2 separate regions of the Homo sapiens genome follow, and region 2 is linked to region 1. A link is a loop called in an ENCODE intact Hi-C map of the cell type or tissue named here. Cell type or tissue: B cell. All regions are shown on one strand. Each heading gives the region's core, and the rest is flanking DNA. Links, peaks and the distances in the headings are about the cores only.

Region 1 (12,388 bases), core at 2,291-4,790:
CTGGTCTCAAACTTCTCGCTTCAAGTGGTCAACTCGCCTCGGCCTCCCAAAGTGCTGGGTTTACAGGTGTGAGCCACCATGCCCAGCCTGGCTAATTTTAAAAAATAATTTTTTGTAGGGATGGGAGTTTCACTATGTTGCCCAGGCTGGTCTTGAACTTCTGGCCTCAAGGAATCTTCCCACCTTGGCCTCTCAAAGTGCTGGGATTACAGATGTGAGCCACCATGCCTGGCCTAGTTTATTCTCTTTAATCACTGTATGGTATTGTGTCATGTGGATGATGGATGATGGATCATTTAGGTACTTTTGATGAACACTTTGGGTTTGGCTTTTATAAAAATTCTGCCATGAAGATTCCTGTACATATATATGGCTCAGTTTTGTAGCTATAATAAACTATTTCTAAATTCTTTGCTATGTGAAAGGATATGTGCCTTTTACATTTTGATAGATTTTGTCAAAGTAACGTGCAATAAGATCGCATCAGTTGTACTACCCTCTCATTAAAAGTGGGTGGCGGTATTCCTTCCCTCATATTCCTGCCAGCACTCGGGAAGACTTTCACCAGTTTAAGTGGAAAGAAAACGTTTTCTCACTATTTTGATTTGCATTTCTTCTACTATACCTCAAGTAGAGCATCTCTCCATATGTTTACAGTCTTTGGAATTTGTTTTTCTATAAACCATTTCTATCCTTTGCACAACTTTCTATTAGTTTGTTCTTTTTTGTTGTTGTTGCATTCATGTGTGTCAGTTCTATTTATGTTAAGAAAAAAAGCTCTTTTACAAATATGTTTTCAATATTTTCCCTGTTTTTGTTTTTGTAGAGATAGGGGGTCTCACTGTGTTGTACAGGCTGTTCTCAAACTCCTGGCTCAAGCAATCCACCTGCCTGGGCCTTCCAAGGTGCTGGGACTGTTTTCCTTATTTTTGAACTGAGTCTTTTGATTTAGTTGTTTTATTTTTCCTTCTTTTTTTGTACCAAAGTTAGATTGCTACTTAGACAAACTTATTAATTTTTTGCCTTATTGCTTCGAGTTTTGGGCTTTTCAAACAAAGTCCTCACCTTTCTTAGATTTGTAATAAATTGATCCACATTCTAAGATATTTTATGATTTTTTTTACAAGTATTTGATTCACTAACACTGTTAGGCTAAGGAGTCAGAGAGGAACTCGCCCTTGTCATCTTAACAGGTACTGACCAGCTGTACTATCACCATTTGTTTACTAATCTCTCTTTTCCCAGGTAATTAGAAATCTCACCTTTACTTTACACTAAATTCCCTGTACATTTGAGTCTACTTCTGATTTTTCTTTGGTTCCACTGATTTCTTCTCTTATATCAAATTGGTTTACTTAATGGAGTTTCAAAATATGTTTTGATATCAGGGTAGACCTGGAAGTGGACATACTTTGGATGGGGCAAATGGAGAAGATCTTGTTGACTAGGTGACAGGTAGGCTGACGTTTGAAGAGTAGGAAGTAACCAGCTTTACAGAGATGAGGCAGGAGCATTCCAGGTAGAGGAAGCTGCATGTACAAGAGCTGGAGGAAGAAAACAGCTTGGCATGCATACAGGAGGTTAAACGAAAAAAAGGCCAGTGGTGAGCACATTAAACGAGGGAGAGAAGGATGTGAAATGGGATGGGGAAGCTAGGCCAGATTTTGTAGGACTTCGTAGACCATGGTAAGGAGCTTGGTTTTGTCCTAAGCACAAAGGGAAGCAGTTAATGAATTTGAAGTAGGAAACTGACATACTCCAATTTCCCAGAGGATGACATCGTCACTCTGGCTGTTATGTGGAGGTGGAGGGGACAGATGTGGAACTTTAAAAAATATCATCGGCTGGATGCAGTGGGTCACACCCACAATCCTAGCACTCTGGGAGGCAGAGGCAGGAGGATGATCTGAGCTGAGGAGTTTGAGAACAGCCTGGACAACTTAGCAAGACCTTGTCTCCACAAAAAAACGTGTGTGTGTGCGTAAATGTGTAAATATTTGGGCTTATCTATATTATAAAGTCTCAGCAAGTGAGCAAGTGATACATTTGCTGAGATGGGGAAGGCAGGTTTGGGAGTGACAGAGCCAGGATTAAATCAGGGTTGAGACACTAAGTTTGACAGATCTGGGAAATCCAAAAGCTGAGAGTGGGCAGGTGGTTCTTTGATATGTGTGGATCTGGAGCCAGAAGGAGGGGTCTAGGTGGAGACACCAATCCAAATAGGAATGTTATTCAAAATCACAGGAATGCAGGAGATGATGGAGGAGAAGTAGAGTGTGGAGAGAGAAGAAAAGAGGGCCCAGGACCAGGCCCAGAGGAGCATCAGCATTTCGAGATGGGTGGAGGTGAAGAAGTCTGCAGGACACTGGTGAGCTGGTGTGGTACGGAGAGCTGGAGGGCATGATCTCCAAATCCCACTTCTTCTTTTTTTAAATTTTTATTTTTATTTTTTTGAGATTGAGTCTCACACTGTCACTCAGGCTGGAGTGCAATGGCATGATCTCTGCTCACTGCAACCTCCACCTCCCGGGTTCTAGCGATTCTCCTGCTTCAGCCTCCTGAGTAGCTGGAATTACAGGTGTCTGCCACCACGCCTGGCTAATTTTTTATATTTTTAGTAGAGTCGGGGTTTCACTATGTTGGCTAGGCTTATCTCAAACTCCTGACCTCATGATCTGCCTGACTTGGCCTCCCAAAGTGCTGGGATTACAGGTGTGAGTTACCATGCCGGGCCTTTTTTTTTTTTTTTTTTTTTTTGAGACGGAGTCTCCCTCTGTCACTCAGTGATGTGAAGTGATCTTGGCTTACTGCAACCTCCCCATCCTGGGTTCAAGCAATTCTCCTGCCTCAGCCTCCTGAGTAGCTGGGACTACAGGCACATGCCACCATGCCCAGCTAATTTTTTAATTTTTTTGGTGGAGACGGGGGTTTCACCATATTGGCCAGGCTGGTCTCGAACTCCTGACCTCAGGTGATCTGCCCACCTCGGCCTACCAAGCTGCTGGGATAACAGGTGTGAGCCAACGCCTCACAACCCCACTTCTCAACCCTTCCATGGCTCCCACAGCACTTAGAATAGAGTCCAAATCCCTTTCCATTCTCATCGAGGCCCTGCCCCCTCTGGCTAACCTCCAGCTATAGCTACTCCCTACCTCTATCACCTTTTCTGGGACCTTCACGACAGCCTTCTTGTGCCTCTCCCTGGAATACCCACCCCAAACCCCTTATCCCTTGGATGTGACTCGTGTTCATGCTTAAGTTGCCTCCTTATCTTCCCTGAAGCTTCCCCTTGTCTTAGTCTATCCCAGCATCTTACTGAGTTCCTTTATCATGATTCACAACTGTGTATTTGTGTATACAGAACAGTGAGCGCCATTTGGGCAAGGATAGTTTCTTTTTGTATCCTTAGTACCAACCCAGTGCCTAGCAAATAGTAGAGGTGCAATAAACATATGACTCATAAATGAATGAATAAGCCCTTTTAATCTTCACCCTGGTCCTGTGAGGTAGGGATTATAACCTCTGTTTTGCTTTAAAAAAAAATCGAGGACATGAGACTCTGAACGACTAGGAAACCGTTCACAGGTTCCAGCACACTGAGAAGTGATGGGTGGGTGAAAGTATTGGTGAACCTGTTCCAGCCTCCAGATCACAGAGGAACATGAAAAGGTTGGCCAAGAGCCCCCGGTGTTCTTGGTGGCTGGTGAGCCCCGGGGCTGTGTAGGCAAGGGCCCAGCAGAGGGCAGCAGAGGGCTGCACTGGACTGGGATCACCGGAGGGAGCAGGCCCTGGGCGGAGCAAGGGGTGGGCGGCCAGGCACTGGGCTGGGACTCGGGGAGATGACCTTGTTTTGTCTAATCCTTTGTAGGACTCTAGAGTGCGCTGATGGAGCGCTTGAGGCAACGTTCCTATTTGTGTTTACATGTGCTGATCCTCACCACAGAGTATAAGGAAGCCGTCTTTCTTACCGTGGGGCCCTTGTTGGAAATGTCACTAAGTTTCTCCAAGGAGGCGGGAGGAGAGGACAGAGGACGGGGGTGGGGGTGACGGAGGGCCCTGAGGTGGAATGGTGAGTACAAATGTGCAAATGAGATTTTTGGCCTTGGCTGCTAGGGGACAAACGTCCTAGGGTGGCCTCCAGCAGTTAGCGCCAGGCAGGGAGCTGGGAAGGCTCTGAGACAGCTGAGTGGGGGAAATAGGAGGTCATAATTGGTTCAGGGACATACATTGTCAGAAATGATTTTCTAGGTTTCTTATGCTCTCTGAATGGATTTCCTTTCTCTTCTCCTTTTTCGTTAGGAAAGTTGTTAAAATTTCCACCCTATCATCTATGCTTAGGGGAAAAGGGATTTTGCTCATAAACGGGGGCGAGGGTTGGGGGATGGGGGAGACCCTTGGGGGCCAGCAAGGTGGTAGCAGCAGAGTCAGAATGGAAGGCCCCAACAAGAATTATATAATGGACAATGGGGACTGGTGGGGGTGGAGGGAAGGTTGGGAGGGGAGTAGGGATAAAAGACTACATATTGGGTACAGTGTACATTGCTGGGGTGACGGGTGCAATACAATGTCAGAAATCACCACTGATGGACTTATCCATGTAACCAAAAACCGCCTATACCCCAAAAACTATTGAAATAAAATAAAATAAAATAAAATTTTAAAAAATAATGCAAGGCACACTTAGTCCAGCATATGGTCTTCTCAACTAATACAAACATACACACACACTTATATGCACAATCACAACATACATGCTTACACAGTCACATCATGTGTACAATACACTCTCATACCCACAAACACACACCTCACACACTGACACATCACACATACACACTGACACAACACAATACACCCACACCCACACCCACACTGAAGAAGGGTCTTTGGGGTGAATATCTGCAGTTGCCATTGCAGGTTCCCCCATCCTATTGTGGTTTAAGTCTAGGATCAAACCAACTCTTAGTTTCAGGGGTCAGTTCCAATTGGCCTAAACCCATCAACATAATCCCTGCCCCCTTGGCATTCCCTTGGCCACTGCGATTGTTTTAGGGGTGGGCATACAACCACACTGATCCCCCAGACATGAGTGAGGAAGCGCTGAGCCCTGGACGCTGTCAGCTGCCTTGTGCTACCTCAAGGAAAGGCTGGTTTAGAAAAAGCTGACTGGGAGGCAGAGGTGAGAAACTTTCAGACAAGCAGAGTTGCAGCCCCCAAAACACTGGGAGCTCTCAACAGCCCGTGCCAGAAGCCCACGTTACCTCTAAACTTTAGATTTTGTAAACCAATACATTGTTTTGGTTGTTTAAGGCATTCAAGTTGGATTTTCTTTCCCTTCCTCCCTTCCTTCCTTCCTTTCTTTCATCTCACTGTGTCACCCAGACTGGAGTGCAGTGGTATGATCATAGCTCACTATAGGCTCAAACTCATGGGCTCAAGCAATCCTCCCACCTCAGCCTCCTGAATAGCTAGGATTACAGGTGGGTGCCACTGCGCCCGGCCATTTTCTGTTTCTTATACCTGAAAATCTCAGAATGGATCTACTGCTCCCAGAACTTTTTTATGGGAAAGCCCAGGAGGGGTCCAGCCTCCTCTTTAAGGAGGACTGCTCCTTCCTCCCCCTCCTTTGTCCTCTTGGTCCTCAAAGTAACCGCATGCACCTGACACAGTTCTTGGAGCCTTATGCATATAACAGAGAAGAAGAAAATAGTATTTAAAACCATGGCCCACTGTAGCCGCTTTGCCTTAAAAAGGAAAGTGACACAATTGAAATCTGTAACAAATCTCTAAATAGATCTTGTTCCTTGCAGAGGCCAAGATGAGATTCCAGCCAATGTTTGGAAATTTCAAAGAGCAGGAAACCTAGGCTGACATGGTGGCTCTCAGGGCACAGGATTATTATTTATATATATAATATATTCAATTATATCAGTATATATTATATATATTTAAATGTATTCATTTAATGAGTGAATTAAGCACCCTAAAAAGTGAGCATTGCTTTCCCCATTTTACAGATTATGAATGAGGCTCAGAGACAGAATCACCCACTCAGCTACAAAGGGGTGGAACTGGGCTTCCAAGCCAGGGCTTCTTGGCTCTAAAGTTTGTGGTTGCCCTTCCAGAACAGAATGCCATTTGCCACCCCCATAGCGGCCTCCTGCCTGTGATTTGGTCTAGGTGGGCTTCTCGGGAAGGGACATGTTAAAGAGGTAGAAGGCAAGTTTTATTTGTATGTTTACTTAACTTCTCATGTTTAGTTAAACTTTCATGGGAGTGACAGAGGGGGGATGGGGAGAATAGAGAAACTCTTTTTTTTCTGAGACAGAGTCTCACTGTGTTGCCCAGGCTGGAGTGCAGTGGCACGATCTTGGCTCACTGCAACCTCCACCTCTGGGGTTCAGGTGATTCTTGTGCTTCAGCCTCCCGAGTAGCTGAGACTACAGGTGCAAGCCGCCACCCAGCTAATTTTGTATTTAGTAGAGATGGGGTTTTGCCATGTTGGCCAGGCTGGTCTGGAACTCCTGGGCTCAGGTCATCTGCCCACCTCTGCCTCCCAAAGTGCTGGGATTACAGGCGTGAGCCACTGCACCTGGCAGAGAAACTCTTATACCAGGATTCTGATCATGGTAGGAAGGAGAAGCCCAGTGGGCCTTGGAAAGTCAAACTCTGCTGGGGAGGCAGTGTGGCATAGTGCTGGGCACACAGGCTTAGAGCCCAGCTAGACTGAATTCAAGTCCCAGGGCCACGGTGTATTAACCGTGATCTCACACAAGTTAATAAACCTATTAAGACTTGAGTTTCTATTAACCTATTAACTTAATAGGTTAATAAACCTATTAAGACCTTAAAAATGAGACCTACCTCCTAAGGTCTTTGAGGAAATCAAACCAAAAACCACAAGTAAAGCACTTAGCATAGTGCCTAGCATCCCTCAAATGATAGCTGTCATCATACACATTAAAATACATAGTGCTTGGAAGATTCGGAGGCATTCTAAAATCCCCTCCTGGTAAACGTTGCCATGCTCATATACTACGCCATACTGAGAGGGCACGGGAAAGCAGCTCATGCACAGTGCTTTTTTCTGTTTTTGGCGCTTGGGAGCAAGCTGGTGGGAAGTGCGGTGGGCTTCGACTCGGACTACCTCTGTCATTGTCTATTGGTATGAAAGGAGAAGGACCTGCTGACTATACAAAAGACCAGTATCCATCATGGAGACATGAGGACAGAGGGATTGAAATATATTTGGTTTTTCGGTGCCAGGAAGCCTGGCACAGAAGAGCTGGTTCTCAGAGATCCGGGTGCCCCCTATCTCTGACATCTGGCCCAGAAATCAAGCTGGAGGAGGTAGGAAATCTGATCACCATGCTTGGCCAGGACCTGTTCAGAGATTGTCAAGGCTGGGATAGGGGTGCAGGTCAGGTCTGCCCTGGGAGCTGGCTAGAAGGAAGGTGAGGCAGGCAAGGCACTCGGGGCACAGCATTTGAAGAGACACTCACTCTCAGGTGCTGACCCTGCACTTGCATGGGCCAGAGAAGGAGTGTCTTCTTCAATTCTGTGTCCTGGGTACCCCCCCTTGACTCCCTAGCTAGCAGGGAGAGAGAGAGAGAGAAAGAGAGAGAGAGAGAGAAGATGCAAGGAAGATGAAAGTCATAGTCCTTTATAGCCTAATCTCAGAAGTGACACCCCATCACTTTAGTCCTATTATGTTAGAAGCAACTCACTCTGTACAGTACACACACACACACACACACACACACACACACACACATGAGGGGACACACCAAGATGTGACTGTAACTGCCTATTGGGTTCTCCTTGCCTGCTGCCTAGACAGAGCCAATTTATCAAGACAGGGAAATTGCAATAGAGAAAGAGTTTAATTCACACAGAGTCAGCTGTGTGGGAGACCAGAGTTTTATTATTACTCAAAGCTGTCTCCCTGAAAACTCGAGGATTGGGGTTCTTAATGATAATTTGCCGAGTAGGGTGTCGGGAAGTGGGGAGTGCTGATTGGTCAGGTGGGATATGAAGTCATAGGGAGTTGAAGCTGTCCTCTTGCACTGAGTCAGTTCCTGGGTAGGGGCCACATGACTGGATGAGCCAGTTTATCAATCTGGGTGGTACCAGCTCATCCTTTGAGGGCAGGGTCTGCAAAATATCTCAAACACTGATCTTAGGCTTTACAATAGTGATGTTAGCCCCAGGATGCAATTTGGGAAGGTTCAGAATCTTACAGCCTCCAGCTGCATGACTCCTAAACCACAATTTCTAATCTTGTGGCAAATTTGTTAGTCCTGCAAAGGCAGTCTAGTTCCCAGGCAGGAAGGGGGTTTGTTTTGGGAAAGGGCTGTTATCATCTTTATTTCAAAGTTAAACTATAAACTGACTTCCTCCCAAAGTTAGTTCGGCCTGTGCCCAGGAATGAACACGGACAGCTTGGAGGTTAGAAGCAAGATGGAGTCAGTTAGGTCAGATCTCTTTCACTGTCATAAATTTCTCAGTTAAAATTTTTGCAAAGGCGGTTTCATGACTATCCAGATCATCAAGACCATTTCAGAAGTGGCCTACCACAGGAAGGGAGTAGAGGCAAACAATTGGGATTTACTGAGGTCTAAACATGTATGAGGGCATCTCATAATTATCCCATTAGGTTCTTTTTTTTTTTCGAGGTGTTTTACTCTTGTTGCCCAGGCTGGAGTGCAGTGGGAAGATCTCAGCTCTCTGCATCCTCCACCTCCCCACCTCCTGGGTTGGGCTCAAGCGATTCTCCTGCCTCAGCCTCACAAGTAGCTGGGATTACAGGTGTCCGCCACCACACCTGGCTAATTTTTGTATTTTTAGTAGAGATGGGGTTTCACCATATTGGCCAGGTTGGTCTCGAACTCCTGACCTCAAATAATCTGCCCACCTTGGCTTCCCAAAGTGCTGGGATTACAGGCATGAGCCACCGCGCCTGGCCCCATTAGGTTCTCATGTTAGGCTTGTGAAGAGACCGGCCTCTGTTATTCTCTGCACAAAAGAACATCGAGGAAGGTTCTGAGGAATTGAAGCCCACTTGGGAGGCCCATATACGTCTGAGGAAGACAAGTCTGACTTCTCTGAGAAACTACAAGTGGGGGCCCTGAGGTTGGAGCTCAGAGATTAGTCAAGTTTGTAGCATGGTTGGCAACTGACAGACAAGCCGACTTCAAACCCAAAGCCACTGCTTGAGTGGGGAAGGTGGAGACTACTCTCTTGTGATGAAATGTGTGGGGGACAAAAATGAGGCTGCAGGACAGCTCTGCAGAGGCTGAGGTTGGGATTGGAGTTATGAAGCCACTGCACACCCATGTTCCTGAATCATCCATGATGTTGTAAGAAACAGCCACAAGCTCCTACCAGAAGAAGTCCTCTGAGAAGCTGCCTCTATGCTTCTGGAAGGGTGTCAGTGGGCATGCCAGCCCAGCAGAGTGTCACCCTGATGGCTGCCTCAGACAGAAGCTGGAAGACGAGGTGGGTCCTGAGACGATCAGGATGGTCAGAATAGGAGGAACTTGTGCACAGAGGACAGCAAAGTGGGGACCGTGTGGAACTTTTGGAATTCCTAATAGATGGATCTATAAGCTAAGCTACCTTTCCTTAGCTTGTACGATTTTTGGAGTTTCCCCTACTGTCCTGGGATGCAGCTGTATTGATGTGACTGGAGGAAAGGTGACATCCTCTGTATGGGCTGGGTGTGGTGGCTCATGTTTGTAATCCCAGTGCTTTAGGGGGGCCAAGGTGGGAGGATCACTTAAGCCCAGGAGTTTCAGACCAGCCTGAGCAACATTATGAGACCCTATCTTTACAAGTAATTTAAAAATTAGCTGGGCATGATGGTGTGCACCTGTGGTCCCAGCTTCTCAGGATGCTAAGGTGGGAGGATCGCTTGAGCCTGAGAAATTGAGGCTGCAGTGAGCTGTGATCGTGCTGCTGCACTCCAGCCTGGGTAACAGAGCAAGACCCTGTCTCAAAAAAATAAAAAACAAAAAAAAAACAAAACCCGCAAAAAAACCTTATTCTCTGTAAGCCTTAGTTCCCATATCTTTAATGTGGTGATAAGGCCTACTCATCGTGTTATAGGAATTGAGGGATATAAGTTACGTCGTTTACAGTAGGTGCCTAATAAAAGCGAATTCTCTTCTCCCCCCCACCTTCTTCCTCTCTCCCCCCATTCAAAATGATATGGTGTGGTTTATCTGTACACAGTAGATTGACACTCAACCTTTATTACGTCTGCCTTCTAGTGAACTCTCCGGTAGTGCGAAGGCTGGAAAGCTAAAAACTACGTTTCCCAGATTCCCATGCGGTCAGGGGTCCGAGGGCGTTAAGGCTCAGCGAATCAGACGCACTGTGTGAGATTTGGGCGGAAGCCAACGAAGACCCTTGCCTGCTGCTCCCGCTGTTTCTGCGGGCACTGCCGTGAGGGGACTGGCACTGCAGCCCTGTCACCGTCCTCATGACGTTGGGAGGCGAGGGGCATCCATTCTGCTGGGGGCCGGTCCTGGTCAGAGGCGACCTAGCAGCCCCCTTATTGGCACGTGACCCAGGTTTCATTTGGGTAAGCCTTGCTGAAATCTCAACTTAAAGTCTCTTCTAAATCCCTCCTAGTAGTTTTGTAAGACACTTAATACTCTGTCATAAATCCTCTCTTGCTTAATCTGGCCAGAGTGGATTTTGTCTTTTCAGCTAACCAATATAAGTGGCATGGAGAGATTTTTATTGCCAAATTCCTCTTGGAGCAATCAGTCTGTGTGTTTTGGAAAGATGCCTTGATAAGGGCTTGCAAGGAGGGTAGTTCCCCCCACTCACACACCCCCCACCTCACTCCCACCCCAGCCCTCAGTGTCCTCTCACACTAAAGCTTTAGGAACTTTTTGAGTTGCTCCTGAAAAAGAGGAGAAAAGAGACAAAAGTATGGAGAGAAGGCAGAAGGACTCAGCAGATGGCAAAAGCGAGGTGTGGTATTATATGGCCCTTTTCCAGGAACCCCACCTCCACCCCATTTTTCTGCAAAGCCTGTGTAAATGCTTGCGGTGGTCAACTTTTTGTTGTGGAAATGAACGAAGTGACTGAATTTTATGTTGGGGAGAACGTACTATGGGGACAGAAGGGATGTGAGAGGAGGCCAGAGTTTTGAGAGGTAAAAAGACCAGGAGACTACGAGTCCTCCCAGGGGACCAGCAGATGTACTGGGGAGGGTGTTGAATCTCCAGTCCATGGGATTCAGAAGTCTAAGGCCATCTCACTTAGGTACTGAGGAGCAGAGGCCCTCTGCAGACAGCTGGAGTACACCTGAATAGCAATTAGGGCTGAGTCCTTTGCCCTCTGCTGGGCTCTTTACCTCACAACCTGATCTCCGTCTCCCTGAACTCAAAATACATAAGCTCCACAGCCCTTCAAAGTGTGAGTCACTTTCTCATCTATATTGACACGCATTTTGCTTATTGTTGTTTACCTTTTCTGCAAGACTGTCAGCTCCTGGAAGGCAGAGGCTTGGATCTAATTCATCTTTCAATCTTTAAAGTTATTACATGCAAGTGCTGTGTGTATGTGCCTTCGTGCATTTTTTTTCTGGGTAGAGTACCTACAACTTTAATCATATTCTCAAATGAGTCCAGGACCTAGAAAATGTTGAGAATCTGCATGAGGAAGTCCTTTGGGGGATGTCTGGATATTGTTTCTTGACTTACATGCAAAGGAGAGTCATCTTTCAAAAGTAAAATCCATCTTATCCTCAAGCTTGTCTTCCATTGAGGGTGTGCACCCACCGAGATCTAAAGCTCATGGGCTATGCAGGAAACCTAGACTCAGTCTCTGGTTTCAAGATTCTGTCAATTAGGGGTTCAGCCAAGCAATGCTTGTTTATAGCTTCTTCCCCAGGACGCCTTGCCCTGCATTCAGAGAGGTTTACAAGCCAAGCCGACACCAAGTGAGTCCCACTGTGGGTGGGATCCATGGCTGCCATGTGCTTTCCAGCCTGCTGTCTCTTAAGCTGTAAATATTTATCAAGTGAATGTGGGGATGTCAGGCTCCAAAGAGTGTCTAGGGCAGTGTGTGGGTGTGTGCGGGGGTGGTGCTGGAGAGTGAGAGCCCCATGAAAGCTGGTATGTGATGGTGATGCCTTAAGACAAGAATGATAATAAAAACCCCATCATGAGTCTGTATCTCAGCAGCTCAGGGCTGGTGGGAGATGAGCTCTGTTCTAACCTGCACATCTCAGGCCAGAAACCATGGGCAAATGTCGGCAAAGCAAAGCTGGGTTCCTGACAACTGCTGAGCTTGTAAACTTTCTAAAGTTCCCATATTTATCTCTGAAATTAATCCAGTGACACTTCTATTTGGCTGACAGCATGGTGTGTGG
Region 2 (16,370 bases), core at 3,559-6,058, 170 kb after region 1:
CCTTGACACAAAGCCTTGCCTTCCCTGATTCATTCTTCCCCTTCCTGTCTTCCTTCGTTCTTTTTGCAATAAGTGAACAAATGCTAGAAAGCTAGCTCTCTTTCGGGCATGGTGTTAGGCTTTAAGAATAATCATGAAGAGGCCAGGACTCTGCCTGTCTGCCTCCCTGGTGCTGTGATGATAGAGTCATGCATGTTTCTGAGAAACTGGGGCTTGTGCTCACCCAGATCATGAGGTCGGTATTGGAGATGTGTAAGGGCTGTTACCCTGGTCTTTTAGAAGTTCCCTGCATTTGTTTAGAGCAGATTCTCTTTTTGTTATTGATATTTTTCACACAAATATCTAACTTTATGACCAGTACCACTTATATAAAAAAGAATTCGTTATCCATATACTTTTCCTATAAAAGACATTCATTTTGGAAAAATCTCATAAACCTTTGCCCAAGACATTGCTTACAAGCCAGAACTCCATAATTACCATGAAGCAAAAACCACTGAAAATCCGGCTGGAAAAACATAGAATACACTCTGCTGGTACACAGCACAGATAAACCTCATGTTCATCGAACAACAAAGGTGGAGTCTGACTTGAATTCTGGCCTACCAGAATATGAAAGGAGTTATTAAGAGAAAGTTATTTCATAAAAGACCCCTGTGGTGATTACTATTGTAAAGTTAAAAATCCTTGGGGAAAGTGTAAAATGTTTAATTTTGTAAATTGCCCTCCTACTTGTGTTATGTAAATGTGAATGTTTATATGTGCCTGGTTTCTTTGAAAAAGGAATCACCTGTAGTGGTGTAGAGATTTCAAATGTGTAAAAGGAGACTCAAAGGAAGGCAGAAGGTTCTAGACTCAGTATTTAAGTGGACATTTACTTTCATGAGCTTCAGCATCATACCCTGCAGATCACAAGGCCGAACAGCTGGGTGGAAAAATCACTGATTGCGGGAGGAAAAGAGGCACAACCTATGCTCAGTCTCCTTTAGGGACAGAGATGTTTCTAGGAGTACATAAACGATGGACTCCACAGGCAGTAACAGTGAATGGTGTGAGAACTGAGCTGCTGGGGGAGGAGGAACAGCAGGGAATATGGGAATTGGGAGAACCTTTAGCAGTTCACACTGTGCTATCTGCCTTCCTCATTTGTGTGTTTTCTGAGTCAGCATTAGCTAAATTTTCCAGAAGGCCATCCACAAAGTACAGCCTGGGCGTTCAAGGGACGTCATTCATTTCCCCCAGTGACCTTGACAAGTCAGAAGCTTGAAAGCAGGGAAATCCGGATGTCTCGGTTATGAAGTGGAGCAGTGAGTGTGAGCCTCAACATAGTTCCAGAACTCTCCATCCGGACTAGTTATTGAGCATCTGCCTCTCATATCACCAGTGGCCATCTGAGGTGTTTCCCTGGCTCTGAAGGGGTAGGCACGATGGCCAGGTGCTTCAGCCTGGTGTTGCTTCTCACTTCCATCTGGACCACGAGGCTCCTGGTCCAAGGCTCTTTGCGTGCAGAAGGTAGGTTTCTCACCAGATTTCCAAACTGAAGCAAGGCTTCAGTCCTAAGCCTCCTAAGCTGTTGACTATGGATTTCTGGGAATGAGGGTGACCCTCAGTGTCAACAGCAGGTCTAATTGGTGGTACTGCTCTGCCAAAAATGTACCACCATATTGTCAACTTCACCAAAATGATTGACATTTACGTTTGTATCATCTGGACTTTTACTTTTGGTTATGGAATATTTTTAATGAGGACATTTTGAAATAAAACACTGAAGAGAAACCATTTGATTTTTACTCTTTTTTGTATGGGTGGTATTTAAATTTTTTGTAGCAATGGGATCTCGCTTTGTTGCCCAGCCTGGTCTTGAACTCCTGGCTTCAAGTGATCGTCCTGCCTCAGCCTACCAAAGTACTGGGATTGCAGGCATGAGCCACTGCATCCAGAAGTAATAATTTTTTTTTAAGTATTTCATTGAAGACGCAAACCATGATTGTAAAAAATTTAAAGCAATCACTAAGCTTGGGAATAATGGGTAACTTTCACTAAAATTGGCCTGTTTTTATGTTTTTTGGGAGTGTTAGCATAATTATTTTAATTTTGATTTTATCATACCATGAATGAGGTGCAATGTTTTAAAAAAATATTCAGTAAATAGCAAATTAGCTGAAAAAAATCTGTAAAAATATAAGTTTGAAAATTAAGCCATCGGCTGTCTACTAAAGGAATGACTTAAAGTGATCGCTGGGCTTTTGAGATGCCTAAATGGAAACCTCATTTTGCACTGTAGGCAAAAAAATTGTAACCACAAATCACTCATTGCAGCTCTGGGCAAATGAAAATCTGAGCACTTTAATAGGAAAATGTGTGTTCCTATGCTGGAAGATGACCTGAGATATAAAATATGCTAGAAACAGACATTCAGAGTTGATTTATATGTTGTTGCATTACATTTTATAAGAAAGGTCAGAGTTATATGATTAGTTTTTTAAAATACTGTTACTTTCAAATAAGTTTGGTCCTCTTTGAAATCCTCTGGGGAGACTATTTTTCCCCACAATGCTGCCATTATTCAAACTATTGGACACTGTTTTTTGAAAATGACTCCATCACACTCTGGACTATCCTCAGCAAGGGAAAAAGATTTTCTAGGGAAATTACATTTTTGGAAACAACCAAAAGTCAGCATAACCATGACTGCAGAATAAAGTAGTTGATGAAGGTAAGTGAATAGGGGTGGGAACTATATTTGAGGGCCAAGTATATAGTGATCCAGAGCTAGGTGTGTATATACAATTTCATTTAATCCTCTCAAAAAGACAGTTTATAGGTGAAGTGACTTGCCCAATGTCATGCAGGCAGTACATAATAAATATTGGGTTTGAATTCAGCCCTATCTGATTCCTAAGCATATGCTATTATCTGATTCCACATCCTTATATCTAACTCCTAAGCATACACTATTTCTACTATGTTTGCTGTTTCCTGAGAAATCTTAAGGAAGGAGTTACTGGAGTACTCCCTTAAATTCCAGCTCCCTCTTTTGATCCCTAAATGAAATAGGAAAGCATAAAATGACTAATGTTGTTGACTTCCTACTGGGCCCCGCCTCTGCTAGGTACAAGTTATCTAATTTAATTCTGATAAAAATCATGTGAAGAAGATATATCCATCCCCATTTTCAGATGAGAATGCTGACTTGCCTGATGTCGCAACAGCCAGTTAACAATAGAAAAAATATTCAAAGCTAAGTCTATCCACCTAGAATAAGTCTATCACTCCTCTAAATAATAGTATTTAGAGTACAAATGACATATGATGAGAGGGTAGTAAGACCAATTGATAATGTGACAAATAAACCTCTGCAATCCATTCCCAAAGAAGTAGCTATAAGAGACCTGAGCAATAGCAAGCTCATGAGCTAAAAGAGCCAAATTTCAGAGCAAACGGTGTGTTCAGGGAGTTCAGCCTAGGGGTGTGTGTGTGTCTGTGTGTGTTCATTTCCTTATAGCACTGTGAAAGGTAAAACAGTGTCATTGTTAAGAACTGGGGGCCGGGTTGGGCACGGTGGTTCATGACTGTAATCTCAGCACTTTAGGAGGCCGAGGTGGGTGGATCACCTGAGGTCAGGAGTTTGAGACCAGCCTGGCCAACATGGTGAAACCCCATCTCTACAAAAAATACAAAAATTAGCTGGGCATGGTGTCTCGCGTCTGTAGTCCCAGCTAGTCAGGAGGCTGAAGCACAAGAGTTGCTTGGACCCGGGAGGCAGAGGTTGCAGTGAGCATGGATCACGCCACTGCACTGCAGCCTGGGTGACAGAACGAGACTCTGTCTCAAAAAAGAAAAAAAAAAGGGCCAGGCACAGTGGCTCACGCCTGTAATCCCAGCACTTTGGGAAGCCAAGGTGGGTGGATCACCTGAGGTCGGCAGTTCAAGACCAACCTGACCAACATGGAGAAACCCTGTCTCTACTAAAAGTACAAAATTAGCCAGGTTTGGTGGCACATGCCTGTAATCCCAGCTACTTGGGAGAATGAGGCAGGAGAATCGCTTGAACCCAGGAGGTGGAGGTTACAGTGAGCCGAGATCACGCTATTGCACTCCAGCCTGGGCAACAAGAGTGAAACTCCGTCTCAAAAAAAAAAAAAGAACTGGGGTTCTTGCTTGGCCATACTGGTGCACACCTGTAGTTCCAGCTACTCAGGGAGGCTGAGGTGGGAGGATTGCTTGAGCCCAGGAATTTACGACCAGCCTGGGCAACATAGCAAGATCCATCTCTTGGGAAAGAAGAAGGAAAAAAGAGGAACTGGGGTTTTAGAATCAGGCATAATTGAGTGTGTGCTCCTAATCTGCCACCACAGCAAGGTTCATATGGAGGACTTAGAAATGCTCCTTCCATGTTTTCAAAAAGAAACTTCCATTAGATATCAACCTAGGAAGTGGTCAAAGCATTTGACTGAGCATCCAATACACAGAGCTGCGTACAAGCAATTACTTGAGAGATTTAAATGCCCTTTTATGGATGTTTGTGGATGAAGCCCAGTAGGAATAATGTATTTGAATACAATACAACTTGGCAATTTTATACAGGTCTGTACATCCCAGAACCCAGAGAAAAGGGTTCAAAAGAATTCCCAAATCCATTAGATTTTGAGTAGAAATATTATTCATATCTTACCTATTCAACAGCCTCAGCTTCTGTGGGGTAATCAATCATTAGCAGACCAAAACCAAAATGCTTTAACGATAATGATAATGTTATGTGGATTTATTAAGCACCTACCATGTGGCAGGCACTATGCTAAACATTTGTATTAGAATTTACTCACTTAACTTTCACTACCCTATTCAGTAGACACTGTTACTCCCTTGAATTTATAAACAAGGAGGCTCAAAGAGCTGAAGATTAAAGAGATGAAGTATCTAGGCTAAGGTCACAGAGCTAGCAAATGACATATGCTAGATCTAAGCCCAAGTCTGACTCTAAAATTCTGCTTTCTTCATTTAGTTTTTCTGCCATTCAAAGTTTACTGCCAGCTCCTCCAGGAACTTCTGAGTAAGCCTGTCCCCCAGTGGCCAAAAGACCTGGAACTGAGAGCACTCACATTCTTTTATAACAAGTGTGACATTTTCAGCCCATCTCACAAATAGTAGTGTCCCCAAACCACATTGGTTTGGGGTATTGCTAACTATTCTATGAACTAGAGCCCTGAATTCTATCTTTCTCAAAGTCTCAGATGCTTCATTTTACAGACTCCAGAAAGGTTTGCAGTAACTGCATCCCTTAGACTGCACCCCAACAACAGGTAGCCAAAGCCCCTATATGGTGAGCAAGGCATCTTAATGCAGTGGGATGGGATAGATTTTGATTGGGCGACATTTACAGCTTGGACAAGAACAAGCATCCATCTAGCCCAGCAGATGGTCCTTGTGGAAAATGCCTGGTCTGTGTCCTGTTATTCTAAACCCCAGTCCCAGCCAGATAGACCTCCCTGCGCATCAGGACGATATACTCTGCTGGGAAGGAGAGTCTAAGGGCTGGAAACAAGGACAGCAGCAAACTGAGGACCTATGTGATTCCTTTGCAGAGCTTTCCATCCAGGTGTCATGCAGAATTATGGGGATCACCCTTGTGAGCAAAAAGGCGAACCAGCAGCTGAATTTCACAGAAGCTAAGGAGGCCTGTAGGCTGCTGGGACTAAGTTTGGCCGGCAAGGACCAAGTTGAAACAGCCTTGAAAGCTAGCTTTGAAACTTGCAGGTGAGAAAAAGCTGGTTTCACTGTCACTGCTGGAGTTCTTTTTTAGCTCTGTGTTCTTGTTCAGCAATAGAGATGAAGCCTTCTAATCATTTTTCTGTTCAACTAGTGTGTATTCTTTTACAGCTATGGCTGGGTTGGAGATGGATTCGTGGTCATCTCTAGGATTAGCCCAAACCCCAAGTGTGGGAAAAATGGGGTGGGTGTCCTGATTTGGAAGGTTCCAGTGAGCCGACAGTTTGCAGCCTATTGTTACAACTCATCTGGTGAGTCTGATCTGCAACCTTTCCACGTGGCATTCTCTGGGTATCTCTCACTCTGAGACCTGTCTGGGAAGAGTAACCCTGAGCAGCAGCAGAAGCAATCACAGCCACGGCCATCTAATTCTCCCGACACTGTCTCTCTGGCCAGGCTAGGGGTGGCAATATGCCCCTCAAAGGAAAAAGTTAGGAGAGATATAACTGAATGGCAACACACGAGAAGACATTCAGGAGGCTCAATTACCACTGCCACCATCCCTGCATCCTATAAGATAAGCAGGCAGAAGGGAAGGAACAAAGGTACAGATGTATGTAATGCATCCATTATGGACAAAGTGATGCACAGTCGTCCCTCAGTGTCAGTGGGAGATTGGTTCCGGCACCCCATCATATACAAAAATCTACAGATGCCCAAGTCCCTGATATAAAATGGGGTCATATTTGCATATAACCTACACACATCCTCCTGTACACTTTAAATCATCTCTAAACTACTTATAATACCTAATACAATGTAGATGCTATGTAAACAGTCATTGTACTGTATTATTTGCTTTTTTATTGTTGTATTGTTATTTTTCTTTTTTTCCCAAATATTTTCAATCCAAGGTTGGTTGCTTCCACCTATATGGAATCTACAGATCCCTATGAGATATGCTTTATCATCCCCACTTTGCAAATAAAGAAACCGAGTTCAGGCCGGGCACAGTGGCTCATGCCTGTAATCCCAGCACTTTGGGAGGCCGAGGCGGGCAGATCACAAGGTCAGGAGATTGAGACCATCCTAACACGGTGAAACCCCGTCTCTACTAAAAATACAAAAAATTAGCCAGGCGTGGTGGCAGGCACCTGTAGTCCCAGCTACTCGGGAGGCTGAGGCAGGAGAATGGCATGAACCCAGGAGGCGGAGCTTGCAGTGAGCCAAGATCATGCCATTGCACTCCAGCCTGGGCGACAGAGTGAGACTCCGTCTCAAAAAAAAAAAAAAAAAAAAAAAAAGAAACCGAGTTCAAAGGATGTAAACACATTTGTCTAACGTCTCATTACTGTAAAGGTTCAGACTCAGGTCTAACTCTGAAACCGCACTCTTTCCACTGTTCCACATTCCTTTATAATTTTAAGAACCAGACCCAGTCTCCACTTTATGAAGGAAAAGATTGACACCTGGAGGGCAGCACTGATTTGTTCGTGGTCATGAAGTCACCCACTAACCTTGCTTGAAGACCTTGGCTGCCTTAGCCCAAGTGCTTCACCTAAGTACTTCTCCTAAAGTTTTTCTTTTACTAAATACTCACTTGCTCTCAGTTTGTCATAAGGACCCCTGTCTGATTATTACTTTTCACACATACTCATCTATCTGACCTTCTGAAGGTTAGGTGGCTGAGAGGTCATACACAGGATAGATTTCAAGATCATTCTCGAAGATCCGAGAGATAAATGTGCACCAGCCAATATTAGCAAAAACTGTCCCAGAAAGGCAATATAGGATCCAAGTAGTTCCCTGATCCAGAGGGCTTTGGCACAGAAAAGGCCCATGGAGAAACTTTGACCAGTTCCCTCACTTCATGGATGAAACAACTACAGTTCAGAACACGGGCTTAGCTTGTTCAAGGTCCTACGGTCAGTTAGTGGCAGAATCAAGACTGAAACATAGGGCTTCTCCTAACAGTGTATTTCCCATCTTCCTTCCCTTCTCTGCCTCTTTGGTCTATCATCACTGGCTGGGGAATTGGTGAGCTACATATGCCTGCATACCTCATAGCCAGCCCATGCCTGTCAAATGGCTTTGCTTTTTAACTGCCTTCCTGCCAGCTGGCAATGTGATGATACCCAGCCCTCTGACTAAACAGAGAAGAGCCAGAGGAAGAGGACTTGGATTTGTCTATTTCCTCATGGTTTCATTTAACTTGTACTCCCATCCCATGTATTTCTTTTCTTTTTTTCCAGAGATAATTTTATTTTATTATTTTATTTTTATTATACTTTAAGTTCTGGGATACACGTGCAAAATGTGCAGGTTTGTTACATAGGTATACATGTGCCATGGTGGTTTGCTGCACCCATCAACCCGTCACCTACGTTAGGTATTTCTTCTAATGCTATCCCTCTGCTAGCCCACCCCCCAACCCCAGCTGATGCTACCCACTGCCACAAATAATTAGGGACTTAAAATAGATGCAAATTTATATTATAATATATTGCATGGCTCTGCCATTTACTAGCTCTGTGACTTTGGGCGAGTTATTCAATTTCTCTAAACTTCAGTTTCCTCCTGTGTAAACAAGGGTTTAGTAATATTGTTCAATGAGATACCTATTTAAACACTTACTGCCATGGTCAACTCAGATTAAGATGCTTTAACAAGTGTTTCCTCTCTAGCACATGCAACAGATTGGAAAGCAAACCCTTATCCCTCTCCTGGTCCCTTTTTGTTCACTTCTTTTTTTAATGAGCCCAGAAATATCAGGTCTTAGCATATCTTTGTCCTGAAGTGACACCACATGTGTATATTTGGTCTTCCAATCTATACTTTCCTTCCTTTCCCTTTTCCTTCCTTCCCTATTCATCAAATAGTTATTGAGCATGTGCTATGTACCACACACAGTGCTCATACCATGCTGACCAAGACAGACGGGGTTTCTGCTGCCAGAGAGCTTGCAGTCCAGTGGGGAACAGTGTAATGAGAACTGTGACAAGGAAGTACAAGAACATATGCCAATCAAGTCAACAAGTCTGCCTGAGAAAGACAGGGTCAATCTGAGACCTGAGGGATGAGTCAGAGTAAGCTAAATAAAGAGAGGCAAAGAGTCATAAAGGTGAATAAAGCATCGTGGTGCAAGGCTTGGATGTAAGATAAAGTGTATCAAGGAATTTCAAGTAATTTCAGTATGGCAGGGGCAATGAGAGAAAAAGAGCAGATGAGGCTGGCATGTTAGCAGGGGCCAAATCACAGAAGGCCTTGTAGGCCATACAACAAAGATAGCCACTGAAGGCTTCTAAGGAAGAAAGTGATATGGTTAGATTTGCTTTTTAAAGACCATTCCAGCTGCGGTATAAGGGGTTTGGAGGTAGTAAGACTAGAGGCAAGAAGAACAGTTAGGAGGCTGTTGCAATACTTTTATTCCATGTTTCCCTATCCCAACAGATACTTGGACTAACTCGTGCATTCCAGAAATTATCACCACCAAAGATCCCATATTCAACACTCAAACTGCAACACAAACAACAGAATTTATTGTCAGTGACAGTACCTACTCGGTGGCATCCCCTTACTCTACAATACCTGCCCCTACTACTACTCCTCCTGCTCCAGCTTCCACTTCTATTCCACGGAGAAAAAAATTGATTTGTGTCACAGAAGTTTTTATGGAAACTAGCACCATGTCTACAGAAACTGAACCATTTGTTGAAAATAAAGCAGCATTCAAGAATGAAGCTGCTGGGTTTGGAGGTAAATGGTTTCTGTGTCTATGTTACGTGTGTATGTATGTTCATGTATAACAGATAATTCATAGAATCCTGCCTGTCTTTAGATGAGGCGCTCAGGACCTGTCAAATACTAATAAAAGCTTAACACAAACTCAACTTTCATGAAGTCATAGAATCTGAGAGCTGTAAAGAACCTTAGTGATTAAGCTAAAAAGTGTAAGTATAAAAGAATTTCACTGTTGAAAACTCAAGACTTTTAAAAATAAATCACTATCTGTTCCTATGCATAAGTTCTTTTTAAAATATATACCCTAAAGGCCTATGACTTTATTCTAGTCATCTCTTTCTCAGGCAGGCTTGTTGACTAGAGTAGGTCTCAAGGCCATGGAGGAGAAATGAACTCTGTCATATTGCAACTGATAGAATTGAGAGTGTGAGAAGCAAGGCCAATGATTCTACAAGCATGAAGCAAAGAAGCTGGTGTGGGCCCAATATCATAAAGGGCTACAGAGAAGGTTTTTCTCCTGTACTGTCTACTGTCTCAATCACCTGGATCATGCAATGAGCATTACACACAATGTTTAAGTGAAGGACCAACAGGCCTTGTCTCTGTTCCTTGCAGGTGTCCCCACGGCTCTGCTAGTGCTTGCTCTCCTCTTCTTTGGTGCTGCAGCTGGTCTTGGATTTTGCTATGTCAAAAGGTAGGGTTGTTGGTGCACTGCTAGTCTTGTAATCTTTGTCATGTTTCTATCCTGTGCTTTTTCAGGGTCACTGTTGGCATTTTGCTGATCAAAATGGAGATAGCAGTCCTCTGATATAAATTTCTCCCTCATCTCATCTCTTTCCCTTCAGCCCAATCTTTTCTATTTCAGGACATGCATGTCGTCCAGCCATCAGTCAATGACTGTCCTTTGAAAATCAAGAAATTAAAAAAAATTGACATCTGGGGAAAATTTATATGCTTTATTTGATTTTTGGTTCTTTGTTTTTGTTGGAAGAGTTATGTGGTCAGCCTAAAGTCTGGCCTGCAAACATATTGTCCAATTTAAATGAATCCATTAAGGTGGTGATGTCTTAATGTATTAGAGCATGCATGTGCTGGCATCACTCTGAAATAAAGGTATCCAGTGTACTGTGCCAATATGTACCATGGCCAAAAAGTGTTATCTATCGTTATGTGTGAGAGTCTCTCACTTTAATTTCATGTTTCTGCCTAAAGGTATGTGAAGGCCTTCCCTTTTACAAACAAGAATCAGCAGAAGGAAATGATCGAAACCAAAGTAGTAAAGGAGGAGAAGGCCAATGATAGCAACCCTAATGAGGAATCAAAGAAAACTGATAAAAACCCAGAAGAGTCCAAGAGTCCAAGCAAAACTACCGTGCGATGCCTGGAAGCTGAAGTTTAGATGAGACAGAAATGAGGAGACACACCTGAGGCTGGTTTCTTTCATGCTCCTTACCCTGCCCCAGCTGGGGAAATCAAAAGGGCCAAAGAACCAAAGAAGAAAGTCCACCCTTGGTTCCTAACTGGAATCAGCTCAGGACTGCCATTGGACTATGGAGTGCACCAAAGAGAATGCCCTTCTCCTTATTGTAACCCTGTCTGGATCCTATCCTCCTACCTCCAAAGCTTCCCACGGCCTTTCTAGCCTGGCTATGTCCTAATAATATCCCACTGGGAGAAAGGAGTTTTGCAAAGTGCAAGGACCTAAAACATCTCATCAGTATCCAGTGGTAAAAAGGCCTCCTGGCTGTCTGAGGCTAGGTGGGTTGAAAGCCAAGGAGTCACTGAGACCAAGGCTTTCTCTACTGATTCCGCAGCTCAGACCCTTTCTTCAGCTCTGAAAGAGAAACACGTATCCCACCTGACATGTCCTTCTGAGCCCGGTAAGAGCAAAAGAATGGCAGAAAAGTTTAGCCCCTGAAAGCCATGGAGATTCTCATAACTTGAGACCTAATCTCTGTAAAGCTAAAATAAAGAAATAGAACAAGGCTGAGGATACGACAGTACACTGTCAGCAGGGACTGTAAACACAGACAGGGTCAAAGTGTTTTCTCTGAACACATTGAGTTGGAATCACTGTTTAGAACACACACACTTACTTTTTCTGGTCTCTACCACTGCTGATATTTTCTCTAGGAAATATACTTTTACAAGTAACAAAAATAAAAACTCTTATAAATTTCTATTTTTATCTGAGTTACAGAAATGATTACTAAGGAAGATTACTCAGTAATTTGTTTAAAAAGTAATAAAATTCAACAAACATTTGCTGAATAGCTACTATATGTCAAGTGCTGTGCAAGGTATTACACTCTGTAATTGAATATTATTCCTCAAAAAATTGCACATAGTAGAACGCTATCTGGGAAGCTATTTTTTTCAGTTTTGATATTTCTAGCTTATCTACTTCCAAACTAATTTTTATTTTTGCTGAGACTAATCTTATTCATTTTCTCTAATATGGCAACCATTATAACCTTAATTTATTATTAACATACCTAAGAAGTACATTGTTACCTCTATATACCAAAGCACATTTTAAAAGTGCCATTAACAAATGTATCACTAGCCCTCCTTTTTCCAACAAGAAGGGACTGAGAGATGCAGAAATATTTGTGACAAAAAATTAAAGCATTTAGAAAACTTCTTTGCTTTCTTATTTACGTAGATGCATTATACCTTTCATGTAAAATTAAAGTGAGGACCAGATCATATCATATTGTTTGCAAAAATAAAAGGGACAATGTTGGTTGTTAAAATACAAGCATATGTCAACCAAACAGCATATATCATATGGGGCTATTCATGCTCCAAACATTTTATTTTGAGTTGGCCAAGTACATACACATTAAACAGTCCTTTACTAGAGATGCTGGCCCTCCATTTCCATCCATTTCAGAATTCACCAGGGAGCCAGAGATCCAGGATGGCTCATTCGTCTCACTTTTGACCGCCCTGCTTCTCTAGTTTTCTCTTTCCCTCCCGCTTAGACTGCTAATTGTCTTCTTCCCCTCACCAGTGACCCCACAGCTCCGTGGTTCCTTCGGCCCAGATGCCACAACCTGCTGGCATAATCTTTTCCGGTTGGCCCACGGAGTATAATCTTAAAATTTGATTTCATTTCCAGGCATTAAAAATCAAGAGATTTCACATGGTTACATTTCTGGGTTCCCTCTAAAAATGGAAAGATCTGGAAGTAAAGAACCCATGTTCCCTCATAGCAATCATTATCTGATACTGAGTAGCAGCTGTCCCCTTTCAATGGGGTCTGCTCTTTTTGTTTCACCACAGTCCTCATGACTCTCTGTTGCACACTCATGCCAAAGTAAAGGTGCCCTTTCCTATGAACTTTGTAACACTGTGGCCTTTTCTTCACACCCAGCCCACGTCCCTCATATATATCACCTGCCTGCCCCAGTAGGTCTATGAGTTTGAAACTGGTTTGTCAGTCCTTAAGCTTTATCAGCTTCATCCATTTCTCAGGGAGTAAAGAAGAAAAGAGGGAAAGCGCCTAAGTAGTGATCTTCCCTCTGTGTGTTAGCTGAAAAAAAAAAAACAGATCTCCCACACCACATCTCCCATCTTGTGGGCATCTACTACATATTAGAATGCTACCACCTTCTCCTGTTAAACAGGTTTGTGCCGTATCCAGGAGGAGGAAGTGGGGAGGAGAAAACCCTGCCCAGCCACATAAAATCACTCAATAGCCCAAATATCATGTGCAAACATACTGATAAGAATGTAACTTCCATGATTATGGAAGGAAGGAAGGAAGGAAGGAAGGAAGGAAGGAAGGAAGGAAGGAAGGAAGGGTGGGCTGGCTGATTTATGGAGCATCTACTAAGTGACAGTCATTTTACATGTTGCCTCATTTAATCTCTACACTTTCCCTGAGAGGTGAGGATAATTACTGCCATTTTTATTAATTAGAAAACTGGATGTTTAGAGAAGTTAAATCACTTTCTGAGGTCACAGGTCTAGTTAAATGGTAAAGGTCAGAGTGACTGCAAAGCCCATGCTCCTTTCCCTACTCCACAGTGCTTCTCTTGCAAATGACAATATAGAAATGTAAACTATTCCAATATGCAAGCTTGAGATTGGACACTTAACACAAACAACAGGGGTGAAGTAAGGAAAACAACTTAGGACTCCTGTGTCAACTTCACAGAATCTATCTTAAATCCGTTGGCAATGACAAGGAGAAAAAGAGAACCACTAAAGAACTTTGAGAACTGCCTCCTCATTGATGTAGACACCAGCCTCAACAAAGACCTACCTGAGCCAGTTCATAGGGTCAGAAAATATAAGGCTCAGAAGGATCCAGAATAATTTCCTCTAAACCCTTCATTCACAGAGTAAATAAAATGAAGCTACCAATGTCACAGGTAGCTAAAGTTAGGGCTTGGTCTAGAAATCTCCTCCTTATTTAAATTTTCTTTATTCTCCACTGAACAAAGAGAAATTGGAAGAATGCAAGAGATCTCCCCACTTCAGACCTACAGTCCACCTCGCCACAGCCAGTCTTCAAAAGAGGCAGGTGGAGAGCCACGTGATGGCATTTTCAGCTGGTGCAAAGGATCTTCCCTGCCCTTTCAGAATGCCCCTTCTTCATGCCTGCCTCCCTGGCTCACACAGAATAAATCCACTCCTTTGAGCAAAGACACTCTATCCTGAGAAGGAGTCATCTGCAAAATTGTATGCTTTTATAAAGGCCAGGCCACCATCAAACATTAACATGCCAATATAGGTCCAATCAAGCAAAGCTGATTTCCAAGAATAGGAAGCTGGACTAACGCAGATGACTTGAGGCTCCACACAGGGCTTGCACACAACTGGAGTCTACAGATATCATTTGGCTTGAAAAGAATTGAATCATATTGATTTCTAGACAAGGATCCTAAATTGTATTGCCTCTAGACCTTCAGCTAGTACCTAAAGCAAAATCAATTGCTCTAGGGAAAAACAAGTTTGTAAGGACAATAATAACATGCAAGTAAATACGTTTTTACTAAGGAATGGGAGGGTCTCTCACACCAAAAAGAAAATGTTTTACTATTATGAATGGTGCCACAATAAACATACGTGTGCATGTGTCTTTATAGCAGCATGATTTATAATCTTTTGGGTATATACCCAGTAATGGGATGGCTGGGTCAAATGGTATTTCTAGTTGTAGATAGCAAAGAGTTGGAACCAACCCAAATGTCCGTCAATATAGACTGGATTAAGAAAATGTGGCACACAGGTACCATGGAATACTATGCAGCCATAAAAAAGGATGAGTTCATGTCCTTTGTAGGGACATGGATGAAGCTGGAAACCATCATTCTGAGCAAACTATCACAAGGACAGAAAACCAAACACCACATGTTCTCAGTCATAGGTGGGAATTGAACAATGAGAACACTTGGACACAGGGTAGGGAACATCACACACCGGGCCTGTCGTGGGGTGGGGGGAGGGGGGAGGGATAGCATTAGGACATATACCTAATGTAAATGACAAGTTAATGGGTGCAGCACACCAACATGGCACATGTATACATATGTAACAAACCTGCACATTGTGCACATGTACCCTAGAACTTAAAGTATAATAATAAAAAAAGACAAAAAATAAATATCATGCTTGAAAAAAAAAAAATTAAGCCTCTGTTTCAGAAAAACTCCCGAGCCTTGTTTTACCTCTGCTCTCACACCACCACAACAGTCATCAACTCAATAACAAAAGAACTCAATGACAAAAGGTAAGGGGGTTTTCCCCACACAACAAGCCGCAGACACCAGCTGGGTGTCCTCTAATTAAATTCTGACACTATCTACCTGGAGGTAGCGTCAGATCCCACAGGGTGAGGGCTCAGTCCCCAAAACTGCCTCCCACTCCACAGACACCAGTCACAAGACTGGGCCTCCAGAACTCCCGACAACCCGCTTTAAGTAGGGGTTCTCATGACCCCCTCTTTGGGTTCAATTAATTTGCTGGAGCTGCTCACAGAACTCAGAGTAACACATTTACAGGTTTGTTATAAATGTTGTTACGAAGGATACAGATGAAGAGATGCATAGGGCCAGGTAGGGAGGAAGGGGTGCAGAGATTCCATACCCGCGCCATCTTCCAGGAACCTCCATGTGTTCAGCCATCCGGAAGCTCTCCAAACCCTGTCCTTTTTGTTTTTTACATAGGCATGATTGACAACTGTGTAGAAATGTGATTGGACAAAAAGGGTATGACCTCATACTAATAGACTGAGTTGGGAAGCCCAGCAAGGCCTGCCTGTTCAGGTTCTCCTTGGCCTCTCTGTGCAGCTTTTCATCCTCCAGATTATGGGGCAGGACTCTGTCTGCAATGAGGGTCTTTTGACCCACAATCAGATTAGAGTCCTGCCTTGGAGCAGGTAAAAGGAGGACAGGAGAAGGTCAGAGAAAGAGATTCTGTTGGCCGGGCACGGTAGCTCATGCCTATAATCCTAGCACTTTGGGAGGCCGAGGCAGGCAGATTGCCTGAGCTCAGGAGTTCGAGACAAGCCTGGGCAACACGGTGAAACCCCGTCTCTACTAAAATACAAAAAAATTAGCCAGGCACGGTGGTGTGCACCTATAGTCCCAACTACTCGGGAGGCTGAGGCAGGAGAATTGCTTGAACCCAGGAGGCGGAGGTTGCAGTGAGCCAAGATCGTGCCACTGCACTCTAGCCTAGGTAACAGAGTGAGACTCCGTCTCCAAAAAAAAAAAAAAAAAGAGAGATTCTGTTTCCTGAGACCTGCTCCTGAGCCCTAAAGCACCTCAACATTGTAACAAAAGACTGTAACAAGGACTCTGGGAGTTATGAGCCAGGAACTGTGGATGAAAACCAATATATTAATATTTATATAATCGTAATATCATAGCCTCTAAACAGGAGGGAAAGCACTTCTTTGTTAGTTG

Evidence for each region. Peaks named below come from ENCODE experiments on the same cell type or tissue, not always from the same donor. Only the 100,000 strongest peaks of a DNase experiment are listed, where the experiment ranks them.
Region 2: it touches region 1 in a loop (9-fold over the local background); 26 of 110 quality-filtered maps call a loop at or near these places.

What each region holds. Positions count from the first base shown.
Region 1 is chr11:10,727,328-10,739,715 of GRCh38, reverse strand. No RefSeq gene overlaps it. Among named protein-coding and RNA genes, the nearest start is that of CTR9, 18 kb to the left of the region's middle. In B cell, for the core only: CTCF peaks have their summits at 3,546 and 3,745 (motif pointing right); a DNase peak (open chromatin) is centred at 3,775; H3K27ac peaks cover 625 bases.
Region 2 is chr11:10,553,590-10,569,959 of GRCh38, reverse strand. It overlaps LYVE1 (lymphatic vessel endothelial hyaluronan receptor 1), which reads left to right and starts at 1,295. Exons shown (of 6, transcript NM_006691.4): 1 at 1,295-1,512; 2 at 5,586-5,757; 3 at 5,881-6,020; 4 at 9,160-9,465; 5 at 10,066-10,144; 6 at 10,663-12,994. The coding sequence starts at 1,428. The coding sequence ends at 10,849. All of the region lies in intron 1 of IRAG1-AS1 (IRAG1 antisense RNA 1), which reads right to left. In B cell, for the core only: a CTCF peak has its summit at 5,105 (motif pointing left); a DNase peak (open chromatin) is centred at 5,049; H3K27ac peaks cover 387 bases.